Linked DNA regions of Homo sapiens: region 2 is linked to region 1. A link is a loop called in an ENCODE intact Hi-C map of the cell type or tissue named here. Cell type or tissue: CD4-positive, alpha-beta T cell. All regions are shown on one strand. Links, peaks and the distances in the headings refer to the core of each region. The heading gives the core; the rest is flanking DNA.

Region 1 (5,383 bases), core at 297-5,296:
GAGCACAGACCCTGGAGCCAGACTCTGGGTTCAGATTCCAGCTTTGCCATTTACTATATGACCCCGGCATGTGTCTTAACATTTCTGCCCCTCAGTTTCATTATCTGTAACATAGGGATAGTAACAGTACTTACCTCATAGGAGTGTTAGGAAAATTAAACAAGTTAATATTTTTGAAGTGCTTAGAACACTGCCCACCATGTCAATAAAATTTCATGAGAAAGTAGTGTCCTTTTTGAATCTACAGATTGAGAAAATATGTACCTAACTCCAAATTACCATGAATTCAGTAATACTATATAAAATAATTCATATTTGTTTATCACGCCTGGATTTGTACAATTTGCAAGACAGTATATCTGTGAAAGATGCTATTACTTATCAGTCTATAGAAACTGTTTAATATGCATATGAATTTGCAATAAATCTGAGGAGGTCAGGAGTTCACAATACACATACATGCTCCACACACTGATCCTCAGTGTCTGCAAAGTAGGACTATAATTGGTCATTTTTAACTAATTAGAATCCTTCTAGAATTTTTATGTTTACACTAATATAATGTTCTCTCTCCTCCTACCAGAGTCATGGCTCAATATGACCCGTGAGAGTTGAGTAAACAAAACCAACACATACCGCAGAAGTTTGGCACCCTGGAAACTTAACATAAGAAATGATTGACTAGAGTACTGAGAGGCATGTTTAGAATGCAAGTGTAATGAACAAAGCTTCAATCTACTTTAGCCCATTGCCTGAGAATTGACTGCATTAACAAAAAAGGGTTAGCCAACAGCAGATGCAGGGAACGGTCAGAAAACAAAAGGTGACAAGGATCTCTTGCACTGTCTAGAGGAAAAGGTACCCTGACCTATGAACACAAATAATCCAATCTCTTGAACACAAATATCCCTACACTGTGGAGACACAAAGCCTCATGATTGTGTCATTAATTTTTAATCTATCCTTGTTTGTTCTGATCCAAGTTTAACAAGCAACATCCTGTGATAATATGGCTTCTCATATAGTTTTGTCTATGGGAAAAAGATATGTTTGGCACTATTACTTTTCATCGTAAGTGAGTAAATCAGCATTCTAGATTACGCAGCAGTTGCTATGAGTGAATTTATTTAACATGAATTTCTAAAAGACTTGTCAACTCTGGGTGCCCAGGAGTCAGGTTTAGCACCTCCAAAAAGACAGAGTAGAGGATGAGACCCTGAAATGAAAGGACTACAGGTACTACTACCTCATGGGAGTGAGGCAGTCCCAGACCATCTTTTATAATAGCAATATGGAATCCTCATTCCCAATAGGCTTGTAACTTTGCTTTTTTCTGGTAGAGAGTGATCCCTACTACATTGTTATCCCTAGGAAAAGTAGGCTAAGACGTATTTTTGCCTTTGACAACCAGTTCTGGTTTGGAATGTGTGGTACATCAATGACTTAAACTATGTTAATTAACTACTACTTATGTACTGTATTGGTTCCTTCAGTTCAATAATTAACCTGAGTAATGAGCAAAACATTTTGTTGGAAGATGTATGGCTATAAAGATGGATTATAGCAATGTGGAAGTAACCTAACTGTCCATCGTCAGATGAATGGATGAACAAAAGGTGCCATATGCATACAATGGAATATTAGTCTTAAAAAGGAAAGATATTCCAGCACATGCTACATCATGGATGAACCTGGAGGACATAATGCTGAGTGACATAAGCCAGACACAAAAAGACAAATACTGTATGATTCTGCTTATATGAGGTACCTAGAGTAGCCAAACTTACAGCAATGGAAAGTAGAATGGTGGTTGCCAGGGCCTGGAGAAGGGAGGGATAAGGAGTTAGCATTTAGTGAGTACAGAGTTTGTTTTACAAGATAAAAGGTTTTGGAGATGGATAGTTGCTCAACAGTATGAATGTATTTAATGCCACTGAACTATCCACTTAAAAATGGTTAAGGTGGGCCGGGTGCGGTGGCTCACGCCTGTAATTCCACCACTTTGGGAGGCTGAGGCAGGCGGATCACGAGGTCAGGAGATTGAGACCATCCTGGCTAACAAGGTGAAACCCCGTCTCTACTAAAAATACAAAAAATTAGCCGGGCGTGGTGGCGGTCGCCTGTAGTCCCAGCTACTCGGGAGGCTGAGGCAGGAAAAATGGCGTGAACCCAGGAGGCGGAACTTGCAGTGAGCCAAGACATCCGCGGCGATGCACTCCAGTCTGGGCAACAGAGCGAGACTCGTCTCAAAAAAAAAAAAAGAAAGAAAGAAAGAAAAAAAACCATTAGGCCCAGGAGAATCAGACTGCGTTGCCCCCACTGTTCTCAGTTCAGCTGTCGCTCCCAGGGTTTGGACCAGAAAGCCCTCGCCGGCCCAACAGATGGCGCCGGTGTCCGCAGTGCGCCTCCAGGCCCAAAGGGGGCGCTCTCGCCAGGCCTCTTTTTCCTCTCCTGGGTGACTCTTCCGCCTTCCGAGCCCGCCTTCTCGCCACGCACCTGCGTCAGCTCGCTCTGCGCGTGCGCCGGTGGCGGGACTCTGGGGAAAATGGCTGCGTCTTCGAGTGGTGAGAAGGAGAAGGAGCGGCTGGGAGGCGGTTTGGGAGTGGCGGGTGGTAACAGCACACGAGAGCGGCTGCTGTCTGCGCTTGAGGACTTGGAGGTCCTGTCTAGGTAATGCGGCGAGCCTGAGAGCCGGGCTGGAGCTGGGCCGGGGGACTGACCCCGGAGCCGGCCGGCCCTGCGTTTGTGCTCGTTCTCGGGGTTCGGCGGGGAGGGCCAGCTCGGGAGTTTCGGGTGCATGAGGGTCATGGACGTGGGGTCCGCAGCCCTCTGGCACTCTGGGCGGCGGTTTTTCCCGTTAGAGGGAATTTTAGTAATGATAAGAACTCGCGCGGTCTGAGCCTCTTCGTCCGCGGCCAGCCACTTAACATTTATGGAACGCTCCTTGGGGGCTCAGCATTGGGGAGACGGTAGTGAAGGGTAGACTGGATGCCAGCTGTCGAGAGAGAGACAGATGTGTAAACTGGCTTGGGGCCTGTTTTTATTAGAGGGCTGCGCTGCGGGGTACTGGAGCACAGGGACTAGGCACCTTTTTTGGTTGTAGTCAGGGCAGGCCCTCTGAAGAAAGTGCTGCTTGGGAAGCATGAGCTCGCCAAACTCACTAGGCAGCACAGATAGATGGAACAGCAAGTGCAAAAAGCCTGGCTTGGTGGAGTTGCAAGTTGTTTAGGATGGTTGTGTGTCAGAGATAGGAGATGAAATTAGATGTCGTTCTTCATATTCTGTCACCTTTCATGATAAGTCTTTCAAGTTGAAGCCTTCCTTGACTCCCTCCCATTGACTTGGATGGTAAATTATCTTGGTTCTACCTCCTAAAGTGTCGCTCCAATTTGCCCTCTCGTTCCAACCCCGCTGTTCATAACTCCTTCTTAAATGTAGCCTCCCAAACAGTTTTAATTGCCTCATGCTTCTGCACTTTATCCTTTTATATTGGCCGATACCAGTTTTAAAAGGCATCTTATATCACTTTTCTGCAGAAAAATTATATAAAAGCTACCTCATTGGTAGGTTTGCGTTGTCCAGTGAGGTAAAGTTCAAATTCTTTAGTCAGACTTCCACATCTTCAGTGCCATTCCCAGTCTACTCCCGATTTGGTGAATGATTCATATATCCTTCAGAATCCAGCTCAAATGTCACTTTTTCTATAGCCAACATTCTTTGACAGCTTTAGAATAAATCTTACCTGTTGTATTTTAAAATATACGTGATATAATCAGCACTTTATTTTTGGTGTAAATTTAGTCCTTGCCATCGTATTGCTACCAAGTTACCAGGTCAGCACAATATTTAATGATGGAAGAAAACCCGAAAACACCTAGACAGCAGAAATTAAATGGCTTATGTGTTTGATCCACTGTTTAAAATAAACTGTATTAGGGCCGGGTGTGGTGGCTCACGCCTATAATCCGAGCACTTTGGGAGGCCAAGGCGGGCGGATCATTGGAACTTCTTCACAGAATGAAGCTGCTCTGGTGGTGTGACTGGCTTCCAGAAAGGTCTCATGTGTTCACTCAGAGGTAGTTATGTGTACTGATTCTGTGATCTGTGAAGTTTGTCAGTCTCTGAATGTAATTTGTGTCTGGCTTGCATTTATGAAAATGAGAAGAAAAATCACGAATATACCTTACATATTTTTAGATTTAGCCTCTTTAAAAATAGTGGATTTATAACTTAGGATCTTTTTTTTTCTATTAACCTGATTATATAGCCTTTCGGGATATTTATTAGTTTATAAAATGTAATGCAAGGAGATAGTCTTAAAAAGTTGAAACACAGGTTGTAGGCTAAACGTTTTTTTTAACCCATTTGTAACTCAAAACTCATTGTTCCACAGAACCATGTTGATAGGAATCTTGAGTTTTCCACACCAGCCTGTTAATTCTGTTTACCTGAAAAGTGTATTACTGCTAATAATGTAGGCTCTAACCGCTATGGAAATTTTATTTCTATGGGGAATTGTGTCTGGATTCTAATGCAGTATGCTGGGAATGCACCTTCTTTTTAGCAGGACAGGGCTCTTGAGTGTGGGGGCTTCCTTTGGCCTCTTTTTCGCAGTTGGGGAGGACAGGGGTTTCTATTTTGTCCTGGACTGTTACAGAACATGACTAAGTCTTAGAGACTTCTACCTCCCCTCTACTCCGGCGCCTAAGGCAAGCCTTGTAAAGCCTTCTGTGGACTCACGCTCCCAGATTTGCAAGAACAGAGGAAGGCTTATCCCACATCTCCTACCATAGCCCCACTCTAGTCAGCACCACTCCTGCCCCACCTGAAACCAGCTTTTACTTAGACCAGAGGTTCTCAACCGTCTATGTCTCACTTGTGGCGTACACTAAAAAGTTTACTTAACATGCTGTTTTCATACGCTGTTGATCCATCAGCAAGTCCTGTTAGCTCTACCTCCAAAAGATATCTGAAATCTGTCCATGTTTCTCCCATCACGATTACTAAGTCCTGGAGGCTATAACCTCGTCAAAACCAGTGTCATTTTTTGCCTGGAACACTACAGAAACCACCTAACTTACTTCCTGTTCTGGCCCTCTTACAGTCTATTTACCAGATCACTCAACAGTTTTTAAAAGTATAAATCAGGTCATGCCATTTCCCTGTTTAAAATAACCCAGTGGCTTCTCATTGCATTTAGAATGAAACACTAGGCCGGGCGCAGTGGCTCATGCCTGTAATCCCAGCACTTTGGGAGGCCGAGGCCGGCGGATCACCTGTGGTCGGGATTTCGAGACCAGCCTGACCAACAGGGAGAAACCCCATCTGTACTAAAAAAAAAATACAAAATTAGCCGGGCGTGGTGGCACATGCCTGTAATCCC
Region 2 (5,383 bases), core at 127-5,126, 670 kb before region 1:
GAAGTCAGGTCAGCCACACTGAGGGAGCCCTCTCGCAAGAGCTGATTCAGGTATGTGATTTTCTGTGGCAAGAATCTGTAGAGGAATTCCTCAGCCTCCTGGAAAAGGAAGGAAGACCTCCACCTGTTTGCGCTCAGGCGCACCCTACATGGCTTGGCCGTGCTGCTTCAGTTGCTAGATCTCTGGTCTCTAACAGGGGTATTCTTGATACCCCTGGAGATGTCTGCCAGTGACAACACATCCTTCTGACTCTAGTTTGCAAGGAGCTCACTGCTCTGGTACTAGGATACTATAATATTTGTATTCATCAGGGTTCTCCAGAAAAACAGAACCAATAAGATATATATCTATAGATATATAGATAGATAAATAGACATAAATATAAGAGGAGATTTATCATAGGAATAGGCTCACAAAGTTATGGAGGCAGAGAATTCCTACAATCTATTGTCTGCAAGCTAGAGAACAAGGAAAGCCAGTGTGTAATTCAGTCTGGGTTCAAAGGCCTGAGAACCAGTGTGAAGTGGGGTGATGATGTAAGTCCTAACCTGAATCCAAAAACTTGAGAACCAGGAGCACTGACAGGAGAAGATGGATGTCTCAGCTCAAGCAGAGGGTGATTTTTTTCCTCCTTCCACCTTTCTGATGATTCAGGCCCTCAGTGGTTTGGATCTGCTTTACTTGGTTCATCAGTTCAAATATGAAACTCTTCTGGAAATACCCTCACACATATACCCAGAAATAATGTTTACCAGCTCTCTGGGCATCCTTTGGCTCAGTCAAGTTAATACCTAAAATTAATCGTCAAACTATGTAAACTCAAAATAGGAACACAAAATGTCTAACTATGAACTGGGATTTTGATTCAGAAAGGTCAAATTCACAATGACCAAGTAGGCATGAATTCCCAGATCGCAGTGGATCTGTCCTAGTGAACTTAAATGATAGTAGCAGAGTAGACCTGGGGGTAATAGGGGGATCCATGAGTATCCTTGAGGGGAGGCAGTCTCATAGTGATCCCAGCTCATACCATCTCACTATTTGATCTACTTAATGACTCTTGGGTGGCCTTTGAAGCTAGGAATTGGGAACTCAGCTGGATAGCACTGGATATCTCCTGACAGGGAAGGTGACATAGGTATCTGTGGGGTTCAGACCATGCTTCTGCATACAGCTCTGCTCCAAATATGCCCTCCCACCACCCACCCATGGCCTTTGGCAGTGGGGTTAACGTTGAGCACCTGAAAACCTTCCATCTCAAAGTTCTAACAGCCTGATCGTTCCCTGGTGCAGGGGTGAGGAGTGGGAGGGAAGAATCAAGCTACCCTCAACAGAAGCAAAATGACTTCAGATGTGAAGAACAAGATGGAAACAGGTAGTTGGTAACATAAATTTTTGTCTTAAAAAAGAAATCAAACTCAAACCATTGGCGTCAAAAGTAGTGGAAGATGAGGATCATGAGAAAGAAAAAGTGTGTGTGTTTCTTTTTTTTTTTTTTTTTTACTGTGCTTCTGATTATAAAAATCAGAGGAGAAACATCAGGAAAAGGGCAGGACGGAAAGCCTTAGTCTCTTCTTCTCCCACGGGACACAAAATTAGCAACAACAGTCAGACCAAATGCCTCTGTAAGAAAACCAAAAGTCAGTTAAAAGGTTCTTATACTGATCACGAAGCCAACCACATTGAAGCCCAGTAGAAAAACCTGTGGCATTCTCCATTCTTTCTCATCAGAACATCCCTCCCACTCCAACATGTGATTGGGAGGAAACCCTCAACTCTTGTCTTCTCCTTGAGGTGAGAAAGGAGTGGAAGGGGTATCAGACCTCCTGATTTTTAGAGATGCTGCCCAAGGGACTTTTGTGTGCCTGAGACTGCACTGACTGGAATAGGTCACCTAAGGATTGCCAAGAACAATGATCAACTATGCACCAGAGTCAGTAGTACCAAAGATAGACACTGGGTGGAGCTCCAGTACCACTATTTACTACAGCACCAGAGAGGCTGCAGTATCACAGACAAACACCAGGGAGAGCTCCTGAATAGATGTTGGGAAACGTCTTCAAACAGATTACACCCACAAGCCGAGGAAAGACTTATACCCAGAAAATGCTTGAGAAGTTTCCAGAATTTCTAGCCTGGCTGACTGGAGAAATTCCTGTATGTATAAAACCAGATAATAGGAGAGTTGGCTGATTCTTAAAATGCTGAAACTGCAGCAACAAAACAACAAAACATGCAAAGACAGAGAACCATGACACTTTTAAAGGAACAAGTTAAATCTCCAGAAACTGACTTTAAAGAAACAGAGATATGTAAATTACCAGACAATTCAAAATTACTATCTTCAGGATGCTCAATGAATAAAAAGAGAGCACGGACTGACAACTAAACAAACTTAGAAAAGAAATGCATGAACAATGTGAAAATATCAATAAAGAGAATTTATGAAGAAGAATAAAACAGAAATCCTGGAATACAATAATTGAATTGAAAAATTTACTAGATGGTCTCAACAGCAGGCTTGACTAGGCAGAAGAAACAATCAACAAACTTGAAGATAGAAAACTTTTAAAAGGCAGAACAACAACAACAACAACAAAAGAACAATGAAGAGAGTCTAAGAGATTTCTGAGACACCATCAGGTAGAATAACATGTGCATTATGGGAGTTCCAAAAGGATAAGAAAAAGAAAAAGGGGTAGAGAATCTATTTGAAAAAATAATGGCACCCTGTTTTCCAAATCTATGAGAGAAATGAATGTGCAAATTCAAGAAGCTCAGAGAACTCCAAACAGAATAAATCTACACTGACATGCATCACAATCAAATTTTCAAAAGTCACAGATAAAGAGAGAATTTTGAAAGCATCAGGGGAAAAGTACTCATGATGTACAAGGGAGCACCAATATTATCAGCAGATTTCCCAGCGGAAACCTTGCAAACTAGAAGAGAGTGGGGTAATATATTCAACGTACCAAAAGAAAAAAACCCTGCCAACTAAAAATACTATGTCTGGCCAAGCTGTCCTTCAAAACTGAAGGAGAAATAAAGACCTTCTCAGATAAACAAAAGCTGAGGGAATCCGTAACCACTTGCCTTACCCTATAAAAAATGCAAAAGGAAGTCCTACAAATTGATACAAAAGAGTGATAAACAGCTGCAAAAAGCCCTATGAAAATGTTAAATTCCCTGGTAATGGTAAATATATAGAGATATATAGAATCCCGTAGTATTATTATACAGTTGAGTAAATCACTTATAAATCTGGTGTGAAAGCAAACTAAATATAGCCTGAGAAGGACTCTGTACTTTACATTTGAGTCCTTGTGGATGAACTATAACCTAGCTTAATAGACAGAAACAATTGTAAACCTAAGTTAGTGGTATGTAGTTGTAACAATAGCTAAGTCTTGGCCAATCCCAGTGGCCATACTTCAGCCATTCATATACTACTGAGTGTTCAAACTGTGTTCAAATAAGGCATACGCTGAGCTGTAACAAATCCAGCCACTCTGTACCTCACTGCTGATTTCTGTACATCATTTCCTTCTTTTTTTTTGGTCTATAAATCTTCTTACACCACATGGCTGCACTGGAGTCTCTGTGAATCTCCTATGATTCTGAAAGCTGCCCAATTCACGAACTGTTCATTGCTCAATTAAACTCCTTCAAATTTAATTTGGCTGAAGTTTTTATTTTATCACTGGTATAGAATAATTTTTAGCAAGCAAAAATATAATTATAAATATGTTAATGGATATATAATATAAAAAGGTATTTTGTGTCATCCACAACATAAAAGGGGACAGAAATGTAATGCAGTAATGTTTTTTTACATGATCATATATGCAAATGAGTTTATCAATGTAAAATAGATTGTTATAACTTTAAGATGTTTTATGTAATTGCATTTGTAACCACAAAGAAAATATTTATAGAGTATACACAAAAGGTAATGAGAAGGGACTCAAACATGACACTACAGTATGAAAGGAAAATAAATCTTAAGACCCCAAAAATCACCAAGCCAAGGGAAAAGTCAAGCTGGGAATTATGTCAGGCAAACCTGCCTCCTATTTTATTTCTAAATAAGATAGCTACAAAGGTAAGAAGCTACATACCTCTCTCACAATTTGCCCATAAGGAAATTCCTTATGGACAAAGGACAGAACTCAAAGTCATCCCTCCAAGGCTCACCTGAGGCAAATGCATATCCGATTGCTTCCTCTGCCCTATTGTTTATGTAAAAATGCAGATTCACTGAGCCAGACTAAATTGGATATTCAGTGGAAGGCTGATCAAGGACTCAAAAGAATACAACCTTTTGTCTCTTATCTACATGTGACCTAGAAGCTCCCACTTCTAGTTGTCCTGCCCTAGTGGAATGAACCAATGTACATCTTATACATATTGATTGATGTCTCATGTCTCCCTGAAATGTATAAAAGCAAGTTGTACCCTGAACACCTTGGGCACTTGTCATTAGGACCTCCTGAGGCTGTGTCACAGGCACATCCTTAACCTTGGCAAAATAAACTTTCTAAATTGACTGAGACCTGTCTCAGATATTTTGGGTTAACAACAACAACAAATCAACAAAATGCAAAGGAAATAAGCAAGAGATGAAAAGAAGTACAAAAAAGCTATAAGACAGACAGAAAATGATTTAACAAAATGGTAATAGCATATCCTTCCCTATCAGTAATTACTTTAAATGTAAGCAGATTAAATGCACCGATTAAAAGACATTGACAGGCTTAATGGATAAAAAACAAGATCCCACCATATGCTGTCTAAAAGAGACTCACTTTAGATCTAAGAACACACATAGGCTAAAAGAGTGGGAAAAGATATTCCATATAATGAGAACCTAGAGAGAGCAGAGGTGGCCATACTTACACTAGACAAAATAGACTTTAAGAAAAAACTCACAAGAGATGAAGAAGGACATTATATAAAGATTAAAGGGCTGATTCACCCAGAAGATATAACAATTATTAATGTATATCCACCTAGCAGCGGAGAACCCATATGAAGCAAACATCCACAGAAATAAAGACATAAAATTATACAAAGTATTTTTCTCTTACCACAATGAAATAAAATTAATCAATAGCAGAAGGAAAACAGAAAAATCTATAAATGTGGAAATTTGGCAATACACTCTCAAACAACCAATAGATCAAAGAATAAATCAGAGGAGAATTTAGAAAATATCTGGAGCCAAATAAAAATGAAAATACAACATGCCAAAACTTACAGGATGCAGCAAAAGCTCTACTAAGAAGGGAGTTTATAGTGATAAATGTTTACATTAAAAAAAAGAGTTCAAGTTAATAACCTAAACTTCCACCTCATGAAACTAGAAAAAGAACAAACTAAA

The links. Peaks named below come from ENCODE experiments on the same cell type or tissue, not always from the same donor. Only the 100,000 strongest peaks of a DNase experiment are listed, where the experiment ranks them.
Region 2: it touches region 1 in a loop (2.8-fold over the local background); 4 of 110 quality-filtered maps call a loop at or near these places.

What each region holds. Positions count from the first base shown.
Region 1 is chr13:48,092,241-48,097,623 of GRCh38, reverse strand. MED4 (mediator complex subunit 4) reads left to right here and starts at 2,520. Exons shown (of 7, transcript NM_014166.4): 1 at 2,520-2,670. The coding sequence starts at 2,546. RefSeq lists a silencer at 3,017-3,311. In CD4-positive, alpha-beta T cell, for the core only: CTCF peaks have their summits at 2,189 and 2,389 (motif pointing right); a DNase peak (open chromatin) is centred at 2,483; H3K4me3 peaks cover 1,525 bases; H3K27ac peaks cover 606 bases.
Region 2 is chr13:48,765,903-48,771,285 of GRCh38, reverse strand. It overlaps the pseudogene PSME2P2. Among named protein-coding and RNA genes, the nearest start is that of CYSLTR2, 110 kb to the right of the region's middle. In CD4-positive, alpha-beta T cell, for the core only: CTCF peaks have their summits at 1,800 and 2,010; a DNase peak (open chromatin) is centred at 1,985.